Regions from separate parts of the Mus musculus genome. Here region 1 is linked to region 2. A link is a loop called in an ENCODE intact Hi-C map of the cell type or tissue named here. Cell type or tissue: left cerebral cortex. All regions are shown on one strand. Each heading gives the region's core, and the rest is flanking DNA. Links, peaks and the distances in the headings are about the cores only.

Region 1 (8,611 bases), core at 287-8,286, 65 kb before region 2:
CAAAGAGGATAGAACTAGTGGTGTTATCAGTGCGTGCATGCATGTGTGTATGTGTGTGTGCACATGCATGTGTGCGTGTGTGATATCTAGATATCTGTCTTGCAGTGTGACTCCCTTGCACACAGTGGGTATTCGTGTCTTCATCTGAAAGCCCCTTTTTCATAAAGCTCTTAGCAAGAACTAAAATCTAGAATCTGCTTTCTAGGGGTTCTACCCTTGAGTCCTCCTGCTTCCTGCCCCTGCCCCTGCCCATCCAGGAGGCCTATCAGAGACTGGCAGACAGCTCCCATCCTCTCCTGTACCCCCTCCCTAGGGTCCTATTCTCCTTGTGATGGCACCCCATTTCTGTTCCGATCCCCTCTATTACTTGGCAAGATTTTCTCTCATTCTGGCTCTTGCTTCTGGACATGCCTAGGTTTATTACATCTTTTCAGAAACCCAGGCCTACAGGAGTAAGGTTCACACTGGAGATGGCCCTAGCAGAGGAACTAGGGAGTCTTGCTCGCCAGTATGCCCTGCCCCGAGTTTCTTTCTGAGCTACTTCATGGAGTTGGCTCCTTCTCATCACTGGTTCTGAACAACTCTGGGCTCTTTCCCTAAACCTCTCCTTGCTCTTATTTCCAAAACCAGAATAGCAGCTTTCTATAACCTAGACAGCAGCAGGATGCCCTTTGCCCCTTCTGAGATGCATCAGCTGGCTCAAATCCTAACTTTGTGTTCTAAATGCCCGGCACCCTTGTGAAGATGTCTGCGCGTCCCCAGGAAGCCATGATTGCCAGCTTGTCTTGTTTCTAATTTGAATTTATCATTTGATTCTAGTCAAGAGGAATTCCCTATCAGGGGGTCTTCTGAAAGAAGGGAGTCTATGTGGGGAAGGACCCTCAACAAGAAAGCAGGGACAAGGTGGACTCAGATCCTGGGCCAGGGGCCTCTGAGCAGGCTCCTTGCCTCATACATCACTCACATTAAATGTGACACTGGTAACAATTTCTTATTTCATGGCTATCATTTCTTGGACCAGCCTGTCTTATTTTCCTGATGACTCTAGCTGGTTCTTTCTGGAAAGTTCTTCCTTGACCCATCCCACCCCTTTTATTCTAAATTACTATGCATATAATCTACATTCTCCACCTTGGTTTTATAGGAGTGGTTGCCTGCCTCCTTCACTTTGGGGGTGAAGAGGCAGGGAGGTCAGGAGAAAAGTTACCATTCTTGTGTCACCAAGGGATAGTTGTTCAAGGACTTCTGACAGAAGTACTAAGTGTTTCAAAAGTTAAGCTCCTTCAGACATGGTGCCCTTGGGCAGTGTCTCCCAGCCTTGTCTATTCTCCACACAAGTAAAGACAACATTAATTGCTATATTGGATCAAACAAAGACTGGCAACAACTGGAGATCCCATAGCTCATGGGATGCTACCTGCCCCAGGTCCTGCCTCACTCAACTTGGCTGAGGGATCTTGGTCCATAGTTTGGGCCAGGAGACTGTAGGTCTTCTATAGACAGGTGGTAGGTAAGTGAGGAGGTCAGTCTAGTAGTCAGCTAGTAGGTACTATGATAACTGAAGGATGGATGGTTTGGATAGCTTCCAGGCAGCCCCTCATCTCCTTTTCCTGCCCTCTCTTCTACATGACTCTTTCCCAAAGAGTCTTGAATTATAGATTCACTGTTTGAAGGACAGCTAAGCGGGAGGGGGATATAAAGGGGAGGGGCAGTAAACTCTCATCATCAGCTCACATCCTCCATTCTGCTGCTGGGGTGAAGCATCCCCGTGCTGTGGTACTTCCTTTGCCTTCTTTCAATCACAGTATGTATGTCTCTCTGCTCCCACCCCTGTCACGTTCAGTCTGTGCCTTCCCAGCATGGGACCCATCATGGCCCTGGATATAGTCATAGTTCAGGTGACAGTTGGGGTGGCTTCCTCTCCAGTAGAACTCTCTCGACATGAAGGTATGGAAGATCAAGGAGCCAGGGCTGTCGAGGGGGAAAGGGTGACGGAGACAGACTGATGGCAGGGAGTTGAATTAATTCCCTGGTGTCGGATTTAATGAAGGCCTGCCTTCTGCACCGTCTCTGAAAGGCGCATCATGGAGCGATCGGTGCTGGGTGCGTGCATAGCTCCAATTAGGAGCTTCTGCATTTCATGTTGGAAGGGGGGTCACGGTATCTTTGAATTTCTAGACTCTGGGGGCTTGTCTATCCCTCCCCCTTCCAGCCTCACACAGCCTGAACCAGAAGTCAGAAGTTCTGCTCCTCTTAAAGGGGAAAGACCCCAGGGTCTGTTCTTGACTGCCTAAGAGGACTCATTTTTCTCTTTAATGTCATCTCTTTAGGCGTTCTTAGGTAAAGACTAGCCTTCATTCTGCAAAAGGTACCTGTACCATCTTGTCCCTAGAGACTGTATCCTAGAAGTATGGATGCTTAAACTGGAGAAGGTGCTTTGGGGATAATCCAGCCCAGACTCAAATGTTTTGTGCTTAGATAGCCATGGTTTCTACAGCAGTCTCTCTGACCTCCTGTCTCTGGTCTGTTGTCAAGCAGAATGAGCACAAGCAGGGTCAGGCTACCTAAGTCCGAGGTCTCAGCTGCCAATGTAAAGTGATTCTTGGAAACCTAGTTGGGTCCTAGCAACTCAGCTGTGTACCACCATCTACAGCCAACAAAGTATATATGCGTGGTCTCCCATGACCTTGGTGTGGCCAAGGCAGGAAGATGCTGCTTGTGGGTCAGAATCCTTCATCACCCACGAAGATGCAGCTTTGTACAACTTCTGCCCCTCAAGTTCTCAAAGCCTTCTTCTGAAAATTGAGAATAATAACACTTATCACACAAGTTAATAACAGAGCAGACTCGTTTTATAAATGAACATTAAAGCTCTGAGGCAAAGTGACATGCCTAAAAACACAGCGGTGACAAATGGCAGAAGAGAATCTGAATGTGGGTCTTTTGGCCTCTTTTCGGCACATGGGGATGCTAAAAGGAGTGTTTCTTACCTATTTCCCGTGGTCTGGGTACCACTGACTGTTTCCTTCAGTCTTCCCACAATGCTTGAGTACTTCAGAGACCTCAGCTCAATTCCGTTCCAGTGCCAGCCCTTTGTGGTAGCTTTTTAATGTATTCCTGTTGCTTGTTACAGAAGTTTAGAGAAGTTAGTTGCCTCGAGTCATGAGCTCATTAAGGGTTTGGGCGGGATTGGAAGCTAGTTCTGTCTGACTCCCAAGACCATGCCATCTTGTCTTTCTTGCCACCATCTTGGACTGTAGCTCCCCTGGGACAGAAGATCAGAAACTCATCCTTACAAAGGTCACTGGGTTCTGGGTAAACATGGGAAAGACCTGATCAGTCATCCAGACTGTCCTGGCTTCACCATGGGGCCCTTGAGTCCTGACAATAGAACTGGACATTTTCTGGTGATGATGATGGATGTAGGCTTCTCCTCCTCCAGCATCTTCTGACCCGGAGGAGAGTTCCTAAGAGTGAGTGAAGGGTGTCGTTCATCAGAGAACACAGTCTCCCTAACAAACTACCCTATCCTGACCACCAGACCCTCTTCCAGTTTACCTGACTGAATAGGTCAGGGGCGACCCAAGTGGCTACCCACAGAGATGCTCTCCAGATGACTGATATCCCCAAACACCTCTTCTTTGTCTCAGCAACCTGCTCGTGACCCTTTCTTCTAGGTGCGCTGACCTGGACGTGTGCTGGGCTGAGCACCTGAGAGGACCACCGTGCTCCCCAGCTTCCAGAGTTCTCTTAAGTCTCATCTGGTAAAATGTGTTGAGGCAGGCTTGAATTGACACACCTCCTCCCTTCCCTTCCGTGGGACAATTAATGAGACCCTAATGTGCAAGCCACCGAAGTAAATAAATACAGATTATTGTCCCGCCCTGCAGGTTTTGGCTGACGAAGCTGTCCCTCTTGCTCAGCAATGGCTTCAATAATGAGCAGTAGCTTTTACAGACCTTGTTCTTGGTTCCCTGAGGCTCTCATCTCCCGCACCCAGGAACCAGGACTTTGGATAAAAATGGGAAGGCTTAAGCGAGGCACAGAGATCCCTTTCTTTAAAATCACACATGCAGAGTTCAGGGTGCTAACATAGCAATTAGGTCAATAAAGTCCTTTCCATAAAACCTGCTAACAAATCACATTCATCGATAATTAGCCCCTTTGAGACTCTCAGCCTGCAGAGACTCCAGTGGATAGTCAGTGGGAGACACAGACCCCGTACTGGGAGGCGAGCCTCTCACTTTCTGAGGAAAATCTCCCTGTGAGGTGACTTTCACTTGGGAAAGAGCAAAGCAGAGGGTCAAGGCCAACTTCTGCACCTCCCATTGCCTTGACCTTGCACAAGGGCACTGATGTCTCACACACTGAGCCTCTGATTTTCCTCTCAGGTGGCTTCCAGGCCTACAGAGCCAGTAGGTTTGAGGACACACAGCTGGCTCTGTGGCTTAGGGCCTGGCTGGGCACCAGAAGTGTCTCAGAAAGATGCACACTTTCTTTCACTTGACCAAAGCTTCCCCATGAATCACAGCCTTCTTCCCTTGCCTGACTCTCTGCCCAAGCCCAGAGATGGTGCCCAGGCTTGTTACAGAGAGAAGTAGCTGGAAAGGGGTGAGAAACTGTCTGAAATAATTCCATCCTTCCCTGGAGACTTGGCGTGAATTTTATCTAATCACCATGGCAACAGATAAAAAAAAAAAGAAAAAGAAAAAAGGTGTGAGCGTATTGCCTTTGCTGTGATAATTCAGATTTATATATTCAGATCAGATTGGAGTTGGAGATTTTTTTTTTTAAGGGAGCAGATGCAGCAGAAGGTGTGACTGCAAATAATGTAACACAAATGTTTGATGATCCTGCCCTTTAAGAAGTGGAACGCAGTTTCCTGCAGTTTTTCCAGAATATAATTATTCCATCAAACCCATTGCAATGAGGGCTCATTACGGGCCTAGAGAATGCAGAGTCACGTCCGTGCCAACAACACGCCTGCGCACACACAAACACACACAAACACGCATGCTTGGCAACTCCTACCCCTGCCCCTACTCTTGCCCTCTGCTGCTGGCTGCCCCCCAGATGCTCTAGAAAACCCCGAGAAGCCTGGGTCAGAAAGCCCTGACCGAAAGGCAAGGAGGAAACAGCTCAGGTGCGGAGTGACCTGAGGTTCCCTCCCTCTCTCTATGCCTAGTCTATTTCCTAGAATATAAGCTCTCAGAGGGCAAGGGCTGCCAATGGCCAGTTCTACTGCAAGTCTGACTGATCTAGGAGGCTAATCAAGGTTTCCATAAACGACAAGAAACTGTTGGTCATTCAAGGTAGCCCTTGGCTGTGTCATCTCACCAAACTAGTCTTCTCCCTCCCAGACCAAGAACTTTTCTCTTGGAAACATCATAGATGTGAGGGGTGGGGTCGTTGGGGGTGGTGAGAATGAGCACCAGGACTTCACTCAGTTTCTTTCACACGTGCCTCACCCACCCCTGGGGAAGGCTGGCGTGCACTCCGCAGCCCTTGCGTTTGGCAGAGTAGACACGCCCTATAGACGCTTCATGCATATTTATTAGCACCATCCGCCCCTCCTCTGCCTGACAGATGTGTAGCAGGTACCACCCTCGTCTCAAGCTATGACAAGTCTTTCCAGTGTTGTCACCTTCCTAAGTCACTGTTCTGGTGGGGACTAAGCCTTCTTCCCACATAGCCAAAGGACAACAATCTCCTAACCTGTCCTTCCCTGGGCCCAGAAAAAAGACACCAGTTTTCTACCTGACTTGCTCACCTGCTGATCCTAGGAAGTGTGATGTATGTAGCCAGAGAGGGAGGGATAGCAAAGTGCCTGAGCATAGGGACCTCTGAGTACTCCTCCTCCTCTCAGCCGGAGAATTATTCTGTCTCAAATATAAATAACTGTTTATCAACATTTTGACCCCCTCCCCCAGCTCAGAGTGGTCATGGGGCCTATGGGGGTGGTGGATGCCTCTGATCAACCCTATCAAATCCAGGCATTCCTAGTGCTGATGATAGAGTCTTTCTATTCTCCCACGTCCATGTTTCCTCCCTAATCAGGACCCCGCTAGGTGAGGGTACTAACTGTAATCATGACTACCACGCTTACATTTATAGGACCCCCCAAGGCATTTTGATGCCTCCTGTTTCTTGGTATTTGGGATTTAGCTGTGGCTCTGCTTGTTGTCCAGGGGCCCCCTCCACCCAGAGCTTTAAGGCTGTGTACACTGTAGACCTGCAGGAGATCCAGCTTAGCCCCACTGTGCTGGGTTCTAGCCCATTAGGAATCCCAGCTAACTGCATGCTGGGCTCATTGCTGCTTTGGGCCTCAGCATCTTGCCAGGGATCCAGACCTCACACCATTTTATCCTAAGCAGATGGTCTTGGTCCAAAGGGAGGTCAGCAGACCTCCCATTCTGCCCTTCCCAAAGACTACTGGGAAAATTCTTATTTAGTCATAGTAAATAGTCATAGCTCTCCAGGGGCGTGGCAGAGCCACGTCCTGTACCCTTACCTGACCCTGGCCCAGACTTAGGTACTCATACAAGGCCTGCCTCCCTCAGTGAAACATAGCTGCTTCTGGCAGAAAACACACACACTCTCTCTCTCTCTCTCTCTCTCTCTCTCTCTCTCTCTCTCTCTCTCTCTCTCTCTCATACACACACACACTGAATGGGAGAGGCAGGCTGCAGATTGTTTGTTTGGGTGTAATTGTTTTACCTGGGAAGGCACAGTTCCTCTTCAGCCGCTGCCTTCCGCATGTCTCCAAACACTCATCCCTGTTCACACTGGATCTGTCCCAGACAAGACCAGCCTCCAGGGGACAGGACAGAGGAGTTTAGTTCTGAGTCTCCACCTTCCCCATCTAGCCACAGTGGGCCTCTGTGAGAGCAGGTAGAGGAAGACTCCAGGACCCCTCCCTTGGAGTTCAGCAGGGCTAACAAGGTGTGTGTATGTGAGGTGAAGGCTGTAGGACCTCAGCTTCCTAGCTCTGGTCTGGAGAGCCTGTTCCTTTAGTCAGGACAGATCCTCCTTGGGACGGTTTGGTATCCATCTTGATACTTTGGGAGTTAGCCAACCCTGCTTGATGTACAGAGATAAAGAACATGAGATGCAGATTCTTTTCTGTCCCCTCTGTGGTTGGTTGTCCCTAACTTTAAATCAGTAAGGTATCTAGGTCCTGGCTTTAGGTACCAGCTCACCTGGGCTGTTACAGTCCTGGCTCCTGCCAATCCATAGCTTCAGTGTGCTGCAAACCAGAGAGGGCTGAAACTACCTCACCTGAGTGTTCATAGGAGGCAGCCAAGGAAAATCAGGTCTTATGATGTGATCCAGCTGAGTGGCCAGAGGTGAGAAGAACTGGAGAAAATGCTTGTTTTCTTTTCTTTCTGTCCATTCCTTCTTCCAATGTTTAAGGAGGAACCAGTCTTACTTCATGAGGACCAAGGGATGGAGTTGTTATGGGGAAGACAGGCAGCTCACTGTCCTTGTGACTTTTCTCACAATGAAAATAATCAAGTGGTGGCTTGGATTCCGTCATGGGATGGCGAGCTTGCTATTGTTGTTTTCCAAGGCACAGGGCATTTGAATCAACTACTAAATGTCAGATGTTCCTTCACAAACATTGGCAATTTAAATATTATTATTTCCACATTGTATAGGAGGCAATTAAGTCAGAGAGGCTAAATGGCCACTGAGTTTGTTAAGTATATGTGTGATGGTTTGTATATGCTCAGCCTAGGGAGTGGCACTATTAGAAGGTGTGGCCCTGTTGGAGTAGGTGTGTCACTGTGGGTGTGGGATATAAGACCTTCATTTTGGCTGCCTGGAAGGCAGCATTCTGCTAGCAGCCTTCAGATGAAGATGTAGACCTCTCAGCTCCTCCTGCACCATGCCTGCCTGGATGCTGCCATGTTCCTTCCTGCCTTGGTGGTAATGGACTGAACCTCTGAACCTATAAGCCAGCCCCAACTAAATGTTGTCCTTGTAAGAATTGCCTTGGTCATGGTGTCTGTTCACAGCAGTAAAACCCTAGCTAAGACAGTATGGTAGATCTGTATCCTTGTAGTATACTATGGAGTTTATGGGAAGAACACCTATCCTAGCAGGGGAGGAGTAGTGTTTCTCCCTTCCCCTCCCCTCCCTTCCCCTCCCCTCCCCTCCCCTCCCCTCTCCCCTTTCCTCTCCTTTCCTTTCCCCTCCCCTCTCCTCCCTTCTCCTCTCCCCTCCCCTCCCCTCTTCTCTTCCCTCCTCCCCTCCTCTCTTCTCTTCCCTCCTCCCCTCCCCTCTCCTCTCCTTTCCTTTCCCCTCCCCTCTCCTCCCCTCTCCTCTCCCCTCCCCTCTTCTCTTCCCTCCTCCCCTCCTCTCTTCTCTTCCCTCCTCCCCTCCCCTCCCCTCCCCTGCCCTCCCCTCCCCTTCTCTCTGAAGAGTTACTGCTCTGGAAAATGGTCTTTGCTTAACCCTCCTGCTTCTGATCATCTTGAACTTCAACACATATGGGGAGTGGTTCCTGGACCCCAGGACAAGGCTCCAGGAGCATGTAGAACTTGACTCCATCAAGCATTGTATGCTACACATACCACAGTGGATGAGTCAGTTTTCTCCATGGGACCTA
Region 2 (8,611 bases), core at 369-8,368:
ATATTTTATGAGCACACAGAGAAATCTACGACTGAATGTAAATGGCAGAATTATACGTAACCGTAATGTAAACACGCATAATTGGGCCGTGTTGAGGGGAGGGGGAAGGTTGGTGATGATGGGCTGAAGGTGGCATTTGCATCTCTGGGTGGATCTCCAGATAACGAATAGCAGAGCTTGGGGGTACCCCATCACCCTGACTCATTCTGTGAGGTGGCCCTGTCTTCCCAGACCCCATAGGCGGGAAGCTCCCCGTGTGAGCCCATATGTCATCTGTCATCCTTGATGTGGGACCACTTTAGACAGATAATTATCATCTTAAATGTCATTTCCTGGGGGCTTTCGGGTCCGCCTTGTGCTTGTCCTTTAGCTTAAAATGTATTCTGTGTATCTGTGGGACCCTGTCTTCCATTTCCCCCAGCCATGGCCACAGTCTCCTGCCTTGCAGAAAACTTGAAATCATGGCTGGGAGATGACAGGCCTTGTACAGATCTCACCACCTCTCAGCTCGCTCTCTCTCTCTCTCTCTCTCTCTCTCTCTCTCTCTCTCTCTCTTTCTCTGTGTGTGTGTGAAATGAATGAATGAATGAATGAGGTTGTCAGGGTTTTCTACTGTGAAAGTGAAGTGGGTGATCCTCAAGGAAATTCTCCTGCCCATCTCAAGTTCCCACATGGTTGATGGTGAAAAGCCAGAAGGAGCAGCTGAGAGCCCTGGAGTTACACCATTGCCTTTAAACTTGCCAGAGCCAGAACCTGTTCATGTCTGTGTCTATGTCTGTATCTATGTCTGTGCCTGTGCCTGTGCCTGTGTCTGTGCCTGTGCCTGTGCCTGTGTCCATGTCTGTCTATGTCTGTGACTGTCTGTGTGTCTGTCTGTATCTGTCTGTGTTTGAGTCCTTGTCTGTCTGTGTCTGTCTATCTGTGTCTGTGTCTGTGCCTGTGTCCATGTCTGTCTGTGTCTGTCTGTGCCTGTGTCCATGTCTGTCTGTGTTTGTCTATATCTGTCTGTGCCTGTGTCCATGTCTGTCTATGTTTGTGACTGTCTGTGTGTTTGTCTGTGTCTGTATGTGTCCATGTCTGTCTGTGTCTGTCTGTGTGTCTGTTTGTGTCTGTATTTGTGTGTGTCTGTCTGTGTCTGTGTCTGTCTGTGTCCATGTCTGTCTGTGTCTGTCTGTGTGTATCTGTGTCCCTGTCTGTCTGGGTCTGTATCTGTGTCTGTCTGTGTCTGCATACAGTGAGATCAACACAGGACTTGGTGTGCCACGAGGACAGGGGCCAAAGTGCCCCACAGTGCCTGATTTACACTGAGTACCCTGGAGACTCTGTGAACACAGGATTAAGAGTCGGTTCGTAAGGTAGTTAACGAACAGAAGCAGCTCTCCTCCTCTCCATATTGCTTTTGGAGTTAGTTTCAAACCTATCTATAGGGCACCTACTAGGTGTGAACACTGCGCCAGTGACTTTAGGAAAGACAAAACTCCATCAGACTAGAAGCCTGCCTCTTTTCCTGCTGCTTCCTTGCCCTCGCCTCCCCAGTTATCCCTCTCCCCTGCTCCTGTTCATTATTTCTCTCCGCAGTTATGTTATTATTGGCCTCGGTAAAGAGTTTCAGGGGTGTCGTTTGTCTGAGCAACATTATGCAGAATTAAGTTCTAGGGTAATTTCTGATGCAAATACCTGTCCTCCAGGAGAATGTGAATTAAGCCTGCTGGTCTCTGCTCCACAGAGGTGGTGCATTTGGAGCTAGACTGCCAGCAGCCTGGGAAGCCGGGGGCAGGGAGGGGGACACAGGACGCATCACTCCAGGCCTTCCTAAGCTACTCATATAGGCTCCAAAGCAGAGAGAGACCTGAGCAGTCAGCTCCTACATCCTATTACTGCCCCTTATGCTGAGGATGTCTGCCCTGTACCCCACCCCCACCCCAGAGATGCTCCCCAGTAGATCTCATAAGCTGTTATTAGGAAGCGATCGCGATCTCTCTCTCTCTCTCTCTCTCTCTCTCTCTCTCTCTCTCTCTCTCTCTCTCTCATTCCTCTCTTTGCCTTCTCAATGCTTGGATTTCAAACACACGCTGCCATGCTCACTCTTACATGGGTGCTGGAGATGGAGCTCAGGTCCTTGTGCATGAACAGCACGTGTTTAGCCACGCTCTCTCTCTCCAGTTCAGCAAGGTTTTCTCTAGAGCAGACCTGTGCTTCTTGCTATGCACTGTTTAGTCGTAGGTTTCGGATTCATAATTTTTCAGGTTTCAGAGAACTGTCAAGTAACCCGAGAGAGAACCGATTAGGAGACCCTGGAAGCCAGAGGATCCATTTTAACCTGCGCTTGAAAACGCATAAAGCCTCATTTTAACCAGTTCCCAGGTAGTGCTGTCCCAGTGAGCTGCAGAGGGTAGAACCCTGAAAGCAAAACTACTGGACTTTTTTTTAGTGGATCTTTTTAGCACTTCAGTCTAAAGGTGTGCCCAGCCTTGGACTGCAGGGAGATGAGGCTAGTAAGAATGTGGCCCCAAACAAACTCATAAACTTAAAAACTTATGACGGGTTTCTCCTTTTTGTAATTATTGTTTCTTTTCTTGTAACTCTGTGGCCAGTGACTTCCTGCTATAGTGTCAAGGTTGGACAAGCCTGGGTTTAAGAACTGTGTTCTTAAGAACCTTAAGAACAGCTGGAGAGATGGTTCAGTGGTTAAGAGCACTGACTGCTCTTCCAGAGGTCCTGAGTTCAATTCCCAGTGACTACATAGTGGCTCACAACCATCTGTAATGAGATCTGATGTCCTCTTCTGGTACTCACATATATTAAATAAATAAATAAATAAATCTTTAAAAAAAAATTCCGGGAGCATGCCTTTAATCCCAGCACTTGGGAGGCAGAGACTTGGGAAGGCAGAGGCAGGCAGATTTCTGAGTTCGAGGCCAGCCTGGAAAACCCTGTTTCGAAAAACCAAAAGCACTGTGTTGTCTTTACTGAAGATAGCTGTCTGCAGGTTCCTTCCCGGGACATCTCTTCCCTGGGACAAGGCTTCATCTGTGAAGTTAAGGGCCTGAGACCTCTGGGTCAGCTGTCTTGTCCTGAGGTCACCTCCCGGAAATGGAAGCTCTAGGACAGCAGGAGAAGAAATAGCTCTGCTATGTCCTGGGCCATGAGGAGTGTGTGCCACTCAGAGCTAGGGTCACTAGCCTCTCTCCCACTCAGCACTCCAGAGCCCACCTCTTCTTTAGGGCCAGTGGACTTCCTGGAATCCCACCTGAAAGGGTCCCTGAGCCTCCAGAGGAGAGTCGAACCCCTGCCTGGTTGATTTACTGCTGGCTTCTGAGAAAATCAGGATAATCGTCATAACTCTGGCTGTCCTTTAGTACATTCTAGAAGAGTCTAGAAGGAAGTTCTAATTGACTGGATTCTATGTCCCTTAGGGCTTTTATTCTGTTCAGCCCTTTAGGGCAGAGAAGGCAAATCTGCACTGAGTGTCCTTTCCTTACAGACACAAGGTACAGAGAGGTTCGGGGGATTGTCTAAAGTCACACAGGCTGTCCCAGGTGAAGCCCAGTCAGAGGCCCTATCCCTTACCTCTGGGAGCCTGATGGGGGAGGTGAGGTTCTGTAGAGCTAAAGAGACAGAAGAAACCCTCCTGTACCTTCCTCTAATTCTTGTCCTGCTTGGCCTTAGAACCTATGTAGAAAATGGCAAGCTTGGCCTGCACCAAAGAACAGAACAGAGGCCCCCACCTAGAGGTGAAAGGGATTTATGCTCCTGGACCTAACCAAGAGCCTCCCTTAATGGTTCCTGGGAGCACCCAGCCATGTCCCTGCCGGTTCCGTCCCTCAGGGTTGGCATCTCTGTAGCAGTTTTACGCTCCAGAGTCTCTGAGTCATTATCTTCCCAGACACCATCCTTTTCTCCCATGTTATGGCTGCTTCTGCTGCGGATACATTCCTGTCTCCCACCCCTTCTCCGGGTGCGGGCTTTCTCTCCCCAGTTTGCCACCCCCTCCCCTACAGCTGTCACAGGGAAGGGGAGCAAGTCACAGCCCACGCTCAGAGCTGCCTGTGCAGCTGCCTCTAGACCCCCTGGACCTTGAGGTCTGTCCAGCCATAGTCTGACAATGGTGGTCACATCAGAGGTTCCAGCCATCTGGCCATTTTCCCCTGACGTCCCTGGGGCCCTTTGTGTAAGGACATGGTACACCTGCCATCGAGAATCTTCCCTCAGCAGTCATGTTAATAATTCATACTTTCAATTTCTCTTCTACCCTACCAGTAAAGATTATACTATATCTAAGCTTGCTTTATTTCCTCATTTTTTTAAGTGGGATGGTGTTAACTTCCTAGGGGTTAGAGAGTATTCTGTGTACTACGTGTGGGGTGTAACTATGGTCAAGTACTTGCCTGGTATGCAGAAGGCCCTGGGTTTGAGCCCCAGGTGGGGGGGGAAGAGAGAGAGAGAGAGAGAGAGAGAGAGAGAGAGAGAGAGAGAGAGAGAGAGAGAGAGATGCAGGAAAATTGCAGAATCAAATACAGATCCAAATCTGAATCCAGATGGCCCCTGACTTTAATTCCTGTAGTTCACTTTGGCTTTCTTCCTACCATTCTGTCTGCTGCCCACCCCCCTTCTCTCTCCCTCCCTCTTACCCTTCCTTTCTAGCTTCATCAGCCCACTTTCTGAGCAGCTCCTACCCACTAGGGATGCGGCTTCGGGACAGGGGTGCAAGACACCGTCCACAGAACTTGATTCTCTTACAGCTCGACTCTTAAAGAGCAGAAGTGCTGTGGGTCCCAGTGGGTCACAAGCCTCTCACTCACTCAGTGCTCCAATCACCAGCTTTTGGGCCACAGTGTAAAGACTCTTTAGAGACACCGAGCCAAACAAACAAGCCATCTTCCTCTGGCCCTGGTGCCACTTGTAGAGAGATGGTGGGTGAGCTCTCCCCTCCCCGCCCCTATGCTGACCACTGTGTTAGATTTCAGAATCCCTGGCATCCCAGTGGCATCTCTGTTCCTCCCCCTACTCCCAGGCATATGGCCGCCTCTTTGAACCCGATCCACCTCCCATTCTGGTTCCCTAGGAAAGGAAACTACAAACCTGTGAAGAGTTGTTTACAATTGGCTATGGCTGGGTCGGTCACAATCAGTTGAAAGAGGACTTTATTTACTGAGGGAGGTGGGCAGTGTGGACTGAGGACCAAGAGGGAGGGGAGAGGAGACTAATGGGCCAATGTTAGCTGCAAACCAGCACTCGGAAGGCAAGGCTCTACTTTCTGCTTCTGGTGTGATGGGGCCAGCGCCTGCTGTGCAGAGGTTGGGTCTGGCAGCCCCTACACCTGTGTGCTAAAAACTGCTTACACCTGATACTTACTACCTCAGTGTACTTGGGCAGGATGGCAATTTGAGAGCTAGTCTCTAATCACTTGAGCCTAAACAAGAAGCAACCTCCCATGTCCCCAGTCATAATCTTCCTTCAGACCCCTGGTCAGGTGGGGCTCAGAGCTCCTGACTCACGGAGGGCTTTAGGCAAGCTGAGGGTCTCAGTGGGGAGGGAACTAGGACCTCACGTCATCTCAGTCTCTCTCCCCAGTATCCCATTCCCAAGACACGACACTTCTGGGTTCAGGCAGATGGGTGCAACCAGAGATGGAGTCCTCAGCTGCAAGTCTCCCATGGAGCAAGACCACCGCCCATCTGCCAGGGCTCCAGCCCTGCTTTCTAAGAATAAGTGCTCAGTACTGTAGATGCCACCTGTCCACTGTCATTGTCCTGAGAACAGATAGCATAACTGCTAGAAATCACAGTGACTTCCACAAATAATAAGACTTTGAGGCTTTGAATACCTCTTTGAACCTAAAGCTTGCCTAGCCAGACCCTTAGGACCCAGCAGGGCGAGCCTGCAAATAAAGAATGGCTCAGAGAGGCTGAGCTGCCACTCACAGACAACGGGAGGGAAAATGCTGAGTCTGGGGTTCACAGCAGCTCTAGGGGGACAAAGCACCATCCCCTTGACAGACAGGTCATTCATCCCACCAAGGTCTTGTGGGGACTAAGAGACCCCTGATTTGTCTGCCCCTGGGAGTATATACCTCTCTCATACTGCCTGCACCCATTTTTTGCCATGTTCTTCCTTTGTCTGCCCTCCACCAGACCTTGCTGTTTGCTAGCCTGACCAGAGACAGTATGACCAGGGTTGCTAAAGAGAGGAAGTGGCATCTGCCAGAGGAGGACTTGACCTGTTTTCCATGTGACCTTAAATGAGTGGCATCACTCTCTTGAGCCCCCTCATCCCAGCCTCAGTATGTGGCCTCTGAGGTAGATTCTCTTCAACTCCAAAATACTTGGCTCCTACAATGTCCCTCACACCTAGTGTATGTCTCTCAATCACTATACGACCCACACATCTGTCCTGAAAAGTTTGAATTAGCCCCTGCAGAGCCCTACGGGCCTCTATACCATGAAGGTCCTGACCCCTCTGTAGGGCTGATTGGGATCTGCTTCAACATGGGCCCTCCTCATCTGCCGTTCGCCCATGCTGACCTCTGGGCACTGGCTGCAGAAATGGCTGCTCCAATGGGGCTGCCTGGGCATCTTCCATAGTCTGCTCACAGCGCTTTGGCAACAACCTGCAGCCCCATCCTTTGGCTAAAGATCTGAGTGCTCAGCCAGCCCCAGCAATCACACCTCGCGGCCCATACATTCTGAAGTCCAGAGCAGCACCCTTCACATTATGGGCTGAAATGAGGTTGACACTCCACAGTGCGTTGTGCGTTACGTGGACACCTCTTATCAGCACAGAGAGACCAACACAAAGCAGGAAGGGCCACCTCCTTCCAAACCTGATCTTTTCTTAATGAAACTCTGCTTGCTCTCTCTCCTCCTCATTAACTCCGAGCCTCCGTATGGAACTGAGTTCTGGCTTTTGAGTCACCAGTGGCTTCACCCGACATGTCCCCTTCCTCTCTCTGTCTTTCTTTTTTTCTTTAAGGTAATGAAATGTGTGAACAGTTTGTTCTCAGCTAAAAACAAGCCCTGATGGGTTCTGTACCTCCGTGTAGGAGGGAGAAGGTGGTTCCGAGTGAGGCACTGGCTGCCAGTGGAGCAGGCTGCTTTGAGAGGAGAGATGAGGAGGAAGAGGGAGGCTGGGGAGATCCAAACGCATCCCCTGTGTGATCTGCCTTTCTTTCACTCTCCCTGTGTGTGGACCCCACTGCTGGCCTTTGATCAGAGAACAAGCGTGGGGAACTGGGGACACTCAAGCCTTTTAGGGAGAGCATTAGTGCTTATGCAGGTGAAGAGAAAGGGTGTGACATTCGGGATGCCTTTAACAGGGATTAACATCCTGAGCATTGGCTCTTCACTAGTCATCCCCAAGAAAAGAGAAAGGGACCATTGGTCCACGTATTATCTGCTTCTGTCTGTGCCTGTCAGTGCACATGAGTACTCGCTCTACTGTCTCCCATTGGGGCCAGCATTAGGGTCCTTGTCTGGGGGGGGGGTGAATGGAAACAAAATAAAAACAGCAACATTGACCAACCCCTAGGAGTCAAGTTCTGCAGATACCTGCTGTTTTGCTCACACGAAAGCAATGTTGAGTGACCTGCCAAAGCCTCACAGACTCAGTGGCAGTCCCAGGATACAAATCAAGGAAGTTTGCTTCTAGAGCTACATCCTTAGGCCCCGTGTTAAGATAGACTGGAAAGTCTCTTCTGGCATTTGTCCGTGTGGCTCCTCTGAGCTTCTGTTAACTTGCAGAGTTGATGGGTGTGTGACTGCTGATGTATTCTGCTCTGGATTGGCTAGGCTCCATGCTCTCCAGGAGCCTGCAGAATGCCTAACCCCCTGGAAGCCTTTTGCTCTTTTTCACTTGGATGTCCTGTGTCCTTGGTGTCCCTGGGAGCCACCATGCTCAGGCCACTGCACTGATGTCCTTGTTGCTCAGTTACCGACACTTCATCCCTCCCTCACCTCTCTTCCTATCACACATTACTGCAGGTGTCTTCACAGTCTGCCTCCAGTTCCCATCGGGATGGGGTAAAAGCCAAACTAACCAAAGAAAGGCATCTGGCCAGGGGTAGCAGTGCTAGACTCCTGACTCCTCAGGGATTTTCTGTTAGCTGCTTTCACTTGTCCCCATCTGTCCTCATCAGTCCTGACCAACGATAGGACCATGGAAGTGAGTGAATGTGTGGTATGCATGGATGAGCAAGTTGGCCAAGAAGCTGAGTCCTCAGTAGAGGAACAGGGGACACCGTGGTAAAGTAGAGAGTAGGAGATGTTGTCTGATTTCTCTTCAAGACATTTAATAATCCTGTGGTCCCAGACAAGTGGCCCTGGCTCTCAGGGGTCTGTTTCCTCTTTAGTAGAATGAGGACAGAACCAGCTAGGACCAGGTGATACCCCCCCCCCCCGCACCCCCATCTTCTCCATTCAGTAGCTAGCCTTCTTAGCTTTCCCTGAGAGGGCTGTGCATCTGTTCCTATCACTCTTGGGCTCAGGGTCATTGTCACATTCTCCTAAAACTCTATGCTACATAGTGTTTTGGGGTTCCAAGCAAGAGTCACAGAGCTGGCTGGGGGAGGAATGCATTGTGCTCATTGTCTTAGGCATAGGAATCAACTCTGCCA

Evidence for each region. A loop is a pair of places that touch in the nucleus more often than their neighbours do. Peaks named below come from ENCODE experiments on the same cell type or tissue, not always from the same donor. Only the 100,000 strongest peaks of a DNase experiment are listed, where the experiment ranks them.
Region 1: it touches region 2 in a loop (2.2-fold over the local background); 3 of 42 quality-filtered maps call a loop at or near these places.

What each region holds. Positions count from the first base shown.
Region 1 is chr9:45,466,381-45,474,991 of GRCm38, forward strand. The region is part of intron 3 of Dscaml1 (DS cell adhesion molecule like 1); the gene reads left to right. Among named protein-coding and RNA genes, the nearest start is that of 4833428L15Rik, 39 kb to the left of the region's middle. In left cerebral cortex, for the core only: no CTCF peak of the experiment used is centred there; DNase peaks (open chromatin) are centred at 4,688 and 5,549; H3K27ac peaks cover 1,574 bases.
Region 2 is chr9:45,530,812-45,539,422 of GRCm38, forward strand. The region is part of intron 3 of Dscaml1 (DS cell adhesion molecule like 1); the gene reads left to right. Among named protein-coding and RNA genes, the nearest start is that of Gm22069, 100 kb to the right of the region's middle. In left cerebral cortex, for the core only: a CTCF peak has its summit at 3,735; DNase peaks (open chromatin) are centred at 3,950, 4,666, 7,018 and 7,911; H3K27ac peaks cover 3,557 bases.